Linked DNA regions of Homo sapiens: region 2 is linked to region 1. A link is an interaction called in ENCODE POLR2A ChIA-PET data of the cell type or tissue named here. Cell type or tissue: PC-9. All regions are shown on one strand.

The links. ChIA-PET counts read pairs that join two places held together with the same protein. Peaks named below come from ENCODE experiments on the same cell type or tissue, not always from the same donor. Only the 100,000 strongest peaks of a DNase experiment are listed, where the experiment ranks them.
Region 2: POLR2A ChIA-PET joins it to region 1 with 6 read pairs; 2 of 35 experiments call an interaction of 5 or more read pairs at or near these places.

Annotation. Positions count from the first base shown.
Region 1 is chr2:85,898,186-85,902,185 of GRCh38, reverse strand. No RefSeq gene overlaps it. Among named protein-coding and RNA genes, the nearest start is that of ST3GAL5-AS1, 11 kb to the right of the region's middle. In PC-9, no CTCF peak of the experiment used is centred here; a DNase peak (open chromatin) is centred at 2,215.
Region 2 is chr2:86,056,943-86,060,942 of GRCh38, reverse strand. The region is part of intron 14 of POLR1A (RNA polymerase I subunit A); the gene reads left to right. Among named protein-coding and RNA genes, the nearest start is that of POLR1A, 47 kb to the left of the region's middle. In PC-9, no CTCF peak of the experiment used is centred here; no DNase peak of the experiment used is centred here; H3K27ac peaks cover 287 bases.

The DNA of each region.
Region 1 (4,000 bases):
CTGGCACTCACAGGCTGGGGGATGTTGGATAAGGAATTCCCTCCTGGGTCTCAGCTGGCACCTATATGGGTGTGAAAAATGTGTGCCTACCACTGGTGGGGTTTGATACTGCATCCCCCTAGCAGGAGACAGATGGCCTCATGAAAGGGGGTAGGTGAGGAGGGCTTAATGAAGGGACTATTTATAAAGGGGTGGGCATAGTTAAGGGAGCCAAGAAGAGGTGGGGAAACTCGGGGGACTTGCAACAGCTGGAAGCATTGTCACTCTTGGACCTGAAGGAGCAAAAGGTTGAAACTCTTTCTACAGCCATGAGAGAGGGGCTGCCTGATGAGACCCATGGCCTTTGTTAGAGAATGCAGCTACTGCCAACTGGGGCAGGGTAGGGTGGAGGTCAGGGTGATAAATATCCCAACCTCTAACTATCCTCCAGTGCCTCTTGGCTGAATACACCCCGAAGCCAGAAGACAAGAGAACCAGTTGAGGTTAGCCTGTGGAGGGCAGCTTCTGAGACAGAGCAGGATGGGAAGTGGATCAGAAGGAGGAGTCAGTGGAAACTATCTCACACAGGTGGTAGGCTGACACATTTATTGTAATAGTTGTATGTTAATTTTAATGGGTAATAAAAAGAATATACCTTGCATATCAAACCTATGAGTACACAGCTGTTATTGCTTAGGATAAAGCTAAAGCAGATATTTAAATGAAAAAAGACAATTTAAAGAAAAATATAATAGTATGGGTGGTATGAGGATATGACAAAAATCACAAAGAGGATGTATGTAAAGATGAAATTTGGGAAATTCTGGGTAGGATGATATATAAGACTTCTTCCAGCTCTGACATTCTGGGTTTCTAAGTGTCTACATGCAGCTGTACCGAGTACAAGGAAAATACCAGGAACCATGATAATGTACTTTCAGACCATCTTAGTTCAGTACAATGTTATGATCGTGAGTAATATGGTGAGATGATCACAGAACTCCTAGTTGTTCCACTGCTCTTTTTAGATTTTTTTTTTCTTAAAGATTAAAAAAAGCACAAGGCTGGGAGGCCAAGGCAGGTGGATCACCTGAGGTCAGGAGTTCAAGACCAGCCTGACCAACATGGAGAAACCCTGTCTCTACTAAAAATACAAAATTAGCCAGGCATGGTGGCACATGCCTGTAATCCCAGTTACTCGGGAGGCTGAGGCAGGAGAATTGCTTGAACCCAGGAGGCGAAGGTTGCAGTGAGCCGAGATAGCATCATTGCACTCCAGCCTGGGCAACAAGAGTGAAACTCCGTCTCGAAAACAAACAAACAGACAAAACAAACAAACAAACAAACCCCACAAGGCTACCAAAAGATTTGAGCAAGAACATTCATAGCAGCATTATCTGCTATAGCCTCCAACTTGAAACAATTCAAATATCCACCAAGGGGATTGAAAAAATACTGTGATCTATTCATGCTCTGCAGCAATGAAAATAAACACATTTAAGCTACCTGCAGCAACATGGATGAACCTTACAGGTGCCATTTTGAGTGAAAGGAAGCAGACACAGAGAGTCCACACTATAGGATTTCTTTTATACAAAGTTCAAAATCAGGCTAACCTAACCTATGTAACGGAAGTCAGAGGAGTGGCTGCCACAGCAGGAAAACACTGAGAGGGTGGTGACCGTAAAGAGCCATGAGGCAGGCTCAGGAAGACAGGCAATGTTCTGTTTCTTGGCCTAGGTGGCTACATGGTATGTTCACTTAGAGAAAATTTATTGAGCTATACATTTATGGTTTTGTAACTTTCTAGTATGCCTCTTATATTTCTGTGAATACATTTACTGTTCTAAGTGTATATGAAAATGAAAAGGTATGATTTTTTTCTTGTTGACCCTAGAAAAATGGCCACAAAGGATGATGTTCTCTGGGATAAGCAGAGATGATGTGTCCCTGATGACTGAAGGCTTGATTAGTTCTCCCATTTCCACTATCTCCCTTCTCCCATTTGCTTCAGTCTCCATTCTTGGTGGAGCTTCTGCAATCCACAAACATTTTGCAATGTGATTGGCATTATGATTGCTTAGAAGCAATCCCGTGGGATTGGCAGTAACAGTGCTCTTGTTCTAAATCTGGTTCTACCTGGTTGACCAGATGGCTTATTTTAGCCTCTGTTTCTTATACAGAGTCAGAAAAATAGGTCAGGGGCCTGCTCCTTGGTCTGTGGTTGGTACTCTTGTTCCTACTTACCATTAGTCTGGCACTTGACATAAGCTGCCCTGGGGCCCACAGAGATGCCACCACCATGCATAGCCCAGCCACAGTCTGGACCATAAGACTTCCAACTTCCTGCACAGCTGTGGCGTTTAGTGGTCAGTACCTGGGTATTCATGGACATCTCTATCATGCACTTCAGGGGAACTGGACACAGGTCCTGGCCTCTCCAGGAAGCCCCACCCCTCTAGTACTGCTCCATCCCACCATACCTCAGTCAAGGGAAACCCAAATCCCTAGGGCGTAGATCTCCTGAAGGGGTGAAGGGACAAAACAACATCTCCAATTGTCTGAGAATGAGACTGGGGGAGGAAGAAGAAATAACTAAGTTCTACCAGGTTGTTTGCCCTACCCACTAAAACCCAGGCACTATGCCCTTTTCCATGGAATGTTCAGAGAAAATGAAGCTCCTGCCTCTAAGCACCTGACAGGCCCAATTGAGAATGTAAGTGCATCCCTGAGTTTAAGAAAACACTAAAACAAAAACTGGCCAGAAAAGCTAGTGTTTGAAGAAGCAGCAGAGGCCTGGTCCCCTCTCCAGTTGATCTTGCATACTCTACCATGTTACCATTTCCACATTACCACTTTTATCAGACCTTTAGGCCCTCCACATAGAAGTTTCGTTTCACCCACACAGTATTTGTCTGCCCTGCAATTAAATACATTTTAAAATTTGTTGTTAACATTTAAAAATTGAGATAATTCAACTTTTAAAAATCCAGATTTCTGACCTTTCTTGAAAAATCTAAAGATCTAGCGACACAGAGTGTTTGACTCCTATAAGCCAGCAATTGGCAGAAGTTGAGCAGGGGCTGTCCCCTTTAGATGGAGCTCTCCAGCTGCCATAGTCCCTACTACCTATTGTCCCCACTTACTATTGCCTCACACCCCTTTAGTTTGCCCTTGATCTTGAAAGATTTCCTTGTTTCTACAATTCAGGGTTGACAGTTATCTTCTCCTAGAACTTTGCAGACACTCCCTGTCTTCTGGCAATTTTCAGCATAATTTCTATTTCCCTGTAGATAATTTGTCTTTTCTCTGTGGCTTCTTTTAAGATCTCCTTTTTGTCTCTAGTGATCAGCAGTTTCACTGTGATGTTTCTAATATTTCTGTTAATTTTCCTGCTTATTGATTTTGGGGAGTTCTTACATCTAAAGGTTGTGTATTTTTGATTCTGGAAAAAATTCCATCATTATTTCTTTAGTTATTGCCTCTGAACCATTTTCTCTATTTTTTATTTCTGGAAATCTGAGTAGGCATGTGCTAGACTTTTGGTTTATTCTATCCTCCACATCCCTTAGTCTCATTTGCATTTCCTGTAACCTTTTTTCTGTCAGTGTTGCATTTTGGGTAATTTCTTTGTGTCCATCTTTCAATTCACTAATTGTATCTTTATCTCTCTCTTTTATTGTTTAACTGGCCTACTGAATTATTGTTGGTAGTCTCTTACTTCCTACTCATACTTTCAATACCTTCTTTTATTTCTAGAAACATACTGAACAACCTTATTTTATGTTTTGAGTCTTCTAATTCATTATCTGAATCTTCATTTTATTATTTTGCCAATTTTTGCCATTTTATTATTTTTGCAGTTAAGTGATGTCTTAAACTGCAAATTCAAATTCCTTGGAATTCTGGAGGAACTGTCTTAGTCTTGGGTCTAGAGAGCATGCTGCTACAGGTGATTTGCTTTTTACAAGTGTCTAAGGGAATTACCAACCTGGGACCACTTTAAAATAATGTTTGGCTT
Region 2 (4,000 bases), 160 kb before region 1:
TTAAACTATAATTTGGTATAAGTCCATTAGCAGATATATACATTGCAAATACCTTCTACTTGGTGGCTAGCCTTTTCACCTAATACTGTTTTCTAATGATCAGAAGTTTCTAATTTATAGCCAATCTTGGCTTTTTGTGACTAGTCCTGTAGGAGCTCTTTGCCTGCCCTGAGGTCTTGTAGGTATTCCCCTCTGTTATCGTCTAGTAGCTATATTGTTTTACCTTTCACACTTGGGTCTGCTATCTGCCTAGGGATGATTTTTGTGGATGTGCATGAAGTGAGGTAGGGGTCAAGAGTCATATTTTCCCATATGGATTTCCTAGCCAGTGAATGCAACATCATTTGTTGAAAAGTCCACTGCTCTACTGCTAGTACTCCTGTGTCACAAACCAAGTAGTAATATATGAGTGGGTATGTTTCTGGACCCTGTTTGTTTCCATTGCACCAACAGCACACTGTCTTAATTACTGTGGGTTTATACTAAATCTTGACTTCTGATAGTAAAAGTCTACAGCTTTGTTCTTCAAGACTGCCTTGATAGGCTTTAATTACATCTCAATATACCTTTAAAAAAAAAAGACTGTCAACTATTTTGGGGTGTTTGTATTTCCATATAAATTTTAAAGTCAGCTTGTAAACTTTCACACTGTGCACACAAATACCTGCTAGAATTTTTCATTGGGATTGCATTGCCTCTGTAGGTCACTTTAGGGAGAATCAACGTATTTACACTATTGAGTCATCTAAATTATGAACATAGTATGTCCTTCAATTATGTAAAAGCCTTATACATCTTTTCATTAGATTCACTCCTGGATACTGCTATGGTAGATGATACTGTCTATTAAATTTTCTAATTGTTTATGATTGGTGTCTAGAAATACAATTAATTTTGTATATTGTCCTTATATTCGACAAGCTTTATGAATTCAGTTATTAGATCTCTGTCCTTCAAGTTCTTTTAAACTATAAAAGTAAACAAGTTTATTGATAAAGATAAAAGGAAAAACTCCCTCCCTCCCCAACCCCACTCTCCATATACACACATACTCTCATAGAAAATAAATAAGAATGAGGCCAGGCATGGTGGATTATGCCTATTATCCCAGCACTTTGGGAGGCCAAGGTGGGTGGATCACATGAGGCTAGAAGTTTGACACCAGCCTGGCCAATATGGCAAAACCCCGTCTCTACTAAAAATATAAAAATTAGCCAGGGGTGGTAGTGTACATTTGTAATCCCAGCTACTCAGAAGGCTGAGGCACGAAAATCACTTGAACGTGGGAGGCAGAGGTTGCATTGAGCTGAGATTGCACCACTGCACTCCAGCCTGGGCGACAGAACGAGACTCTGTTTCAAAAAAAATAAAAGAAATAATAAAATCATATCATACCTTCCCTGGGACTGTTCAGGAGAACCATGAACCACAATTAAATCTGACATTCAACCACCTGATAAATCTGATATTTACAACCACCTGTTTGACCATGACATCCTGGTACCTGAAGCATGCATTTTCCTGATGGCCAGGCACATGGACCTCAGATTTGGCTGGTCTTTAAGATGGCTTACTCTGAACGAGCCACCAAGTCCTCCAAAGGGAACTCCATTATATCAGACAGTCTGCTTTTTCATTGGGACCACACTAACACACTCTAAATATGGCAAGAAGTTCATTTAAATGTTTTCATAGGCTATGCTGACAAATGTTTTTGTAATTGTCTTGTGACTGATTTCATTCACTGGATGTACTGGGGGCTCATTCTGTGTCTGTACATGTAGATCTGCCTCGTTCTTTTTAACCCCTCCTGTGTTGTATTCAGTGATATGGGTATACCACAGATGACTTAACTGTCCCTCTATTAGTGGATGTTCCGATTATTACCTGGTTTTTACTATTCTAAACAGTGCTGTGGTGAACACCCATTTCTGTATATGTTAGTGTACTTTCATTGACTTATCTTTTATTATTATTATTATTATTATTGTAGAGCTGGTGTTTCACTGTGTTGCACTGGCTGGTCTCGAACCCCTGGCCTCAAGTGATCCTCCAGCTTCAGCCTCCCAAAGTGCTGAGATTACAGGCATGATCCACCATGCCTGGCCAAGTATATCTGTTAGATAAATTCTTAAAGTACAATTGCTGGGTCAAAGGATATAGACATTTCAATACATTTTTTTAAATCCATTTTATTTTTAAGACTTTTTTTAAGGTTAATACAGGCTTAGTATAAATAATAATTCCCATAGATATTGCTGCCCTTCTTGGTTTAAGAAAACATTGCAGATTTTTTCTCCCTAGCATAGTTTATGACCAGAAAGTAAATTATACATTTCTAGAATGTTAGTGCAAGAGGAGACTTCAGTTCCTCTTGTCTGGGTCCTTTATGTTTTTTTTTTTTTCATTAAGATATAATTCATATTCAACATAAAATTTACCATTTTATGAGGTAGGAGGATTGCTTGAGGCTAGGAATTCAAGACCAGCCTGGCAACACAGTGAGACCCCCATCTCTATTTAAAAAAAAAAAAAAAAAAAAAAGGCTGGGTGAGGTGGCTCACACCTGTAATCCCAGCACTTTGGGAGGCCAAGGCGGCCGGATCACGACATCAGGAGTTTGAGACCAGCCTGACCAACCTGGTGAAACCCTGTCTCTACTAAAAATACAAAAATTATCCAGGCATGGTGGCACATGCCTGTAATCCCAGCTACTCAGGAGGTTGAGGCAAAAGAATCACTTGAACCCAGGAGGTGGAGCTTGCAGTGAGCCAAGATCGTGCCATTGCACTCCAGCCTGGGCGACAGAGCGAGACTCCATCTCAATAAATGAATAGAGTAGAGTAGAGTAGAGAGAGTAGAGTAGAGTAGCTGGGCATGGTGGCACACACCTATAGCCCTAGCTACTTGGGAGGCTGAGTATGAGGCTGCAGTGAGCTATGATTGTGCCACAGCACTCTAGCCTAGGTGACAGAGCAAGACCCTGTCTCTCTTTTTTTTTTAAAGGACCATTTCAAAGTGTATAAGTAGGTTTTTAGTGTATTCACTATGTTGTGCAACCATCACCACACTGTAATGCCAGAACATTTCCATCACTCCAAAAAGATGACATGTACCTAATAGGTACAGCAGTCAGTCCCAATTCCTCCTTCCTTCTCATCCCCTGACAACTACTTTTTACCTGTATGAATTAGCCTGTTTTGGACATTTCATATAAGTTGTATCAAACAATATGTAGCCTTTTATGACTTATTTCTTTTACTTAATGTTTTCCAGTTCCATCCATTTTTTAGTATGTAATAGTACTTTATTCCTCTTTATGGATGAATAACATTCCATTGTTTCCTCTGTATCCATTTGTCAGTTGATAAATGGATAATTTGGATTGTTTCCATTTTTTGGATACTACAAATAAACCTGCAATGAACATTTGTGTACCAGTTTTTGTATGAACGTGTGTTTTCAGTTTTCCTGGGTATATACCTAGAAGTAGAATTGCTGCATCATATAGTAATTCTATATTCAACTTTTCTGAGGAACTTGCAAACTATTTTTCAAATCAGGTGTGTTATTTACATTTCCACTAACAATGTATGAAGGTCTCAGTTACTCCACATTTTCACCAACACTTATTTTTTGTTCTTTTTTTTCCTTTATAGATTCTTCTAATTCTAGTTCTATTTCTACTACTGCTGCCATTACTTCCTCCACTGAAGTCTTGACCCTCTGAAAGTCATACTTAAGGGTTGGAATCAACTTGTTCCAAACTCCTGTTAATACTGATGTTCCTCCCATGAATCACAAATTTTTTAATGACATCTAGAATGGTGAATCATTTCCAGAAGGTTTTCCATTTACTTTGCCCATATGCATCAGAAGAATCACTATCTATGGCAGCTACAGCCTTAATGAAATGTATTTCTTAAATAATAAGGCTTGAAAGTCAAAATAACTCCTTTATCCGTGGGCTGCAGAATGGATATTGTGTTAGCAGACATGA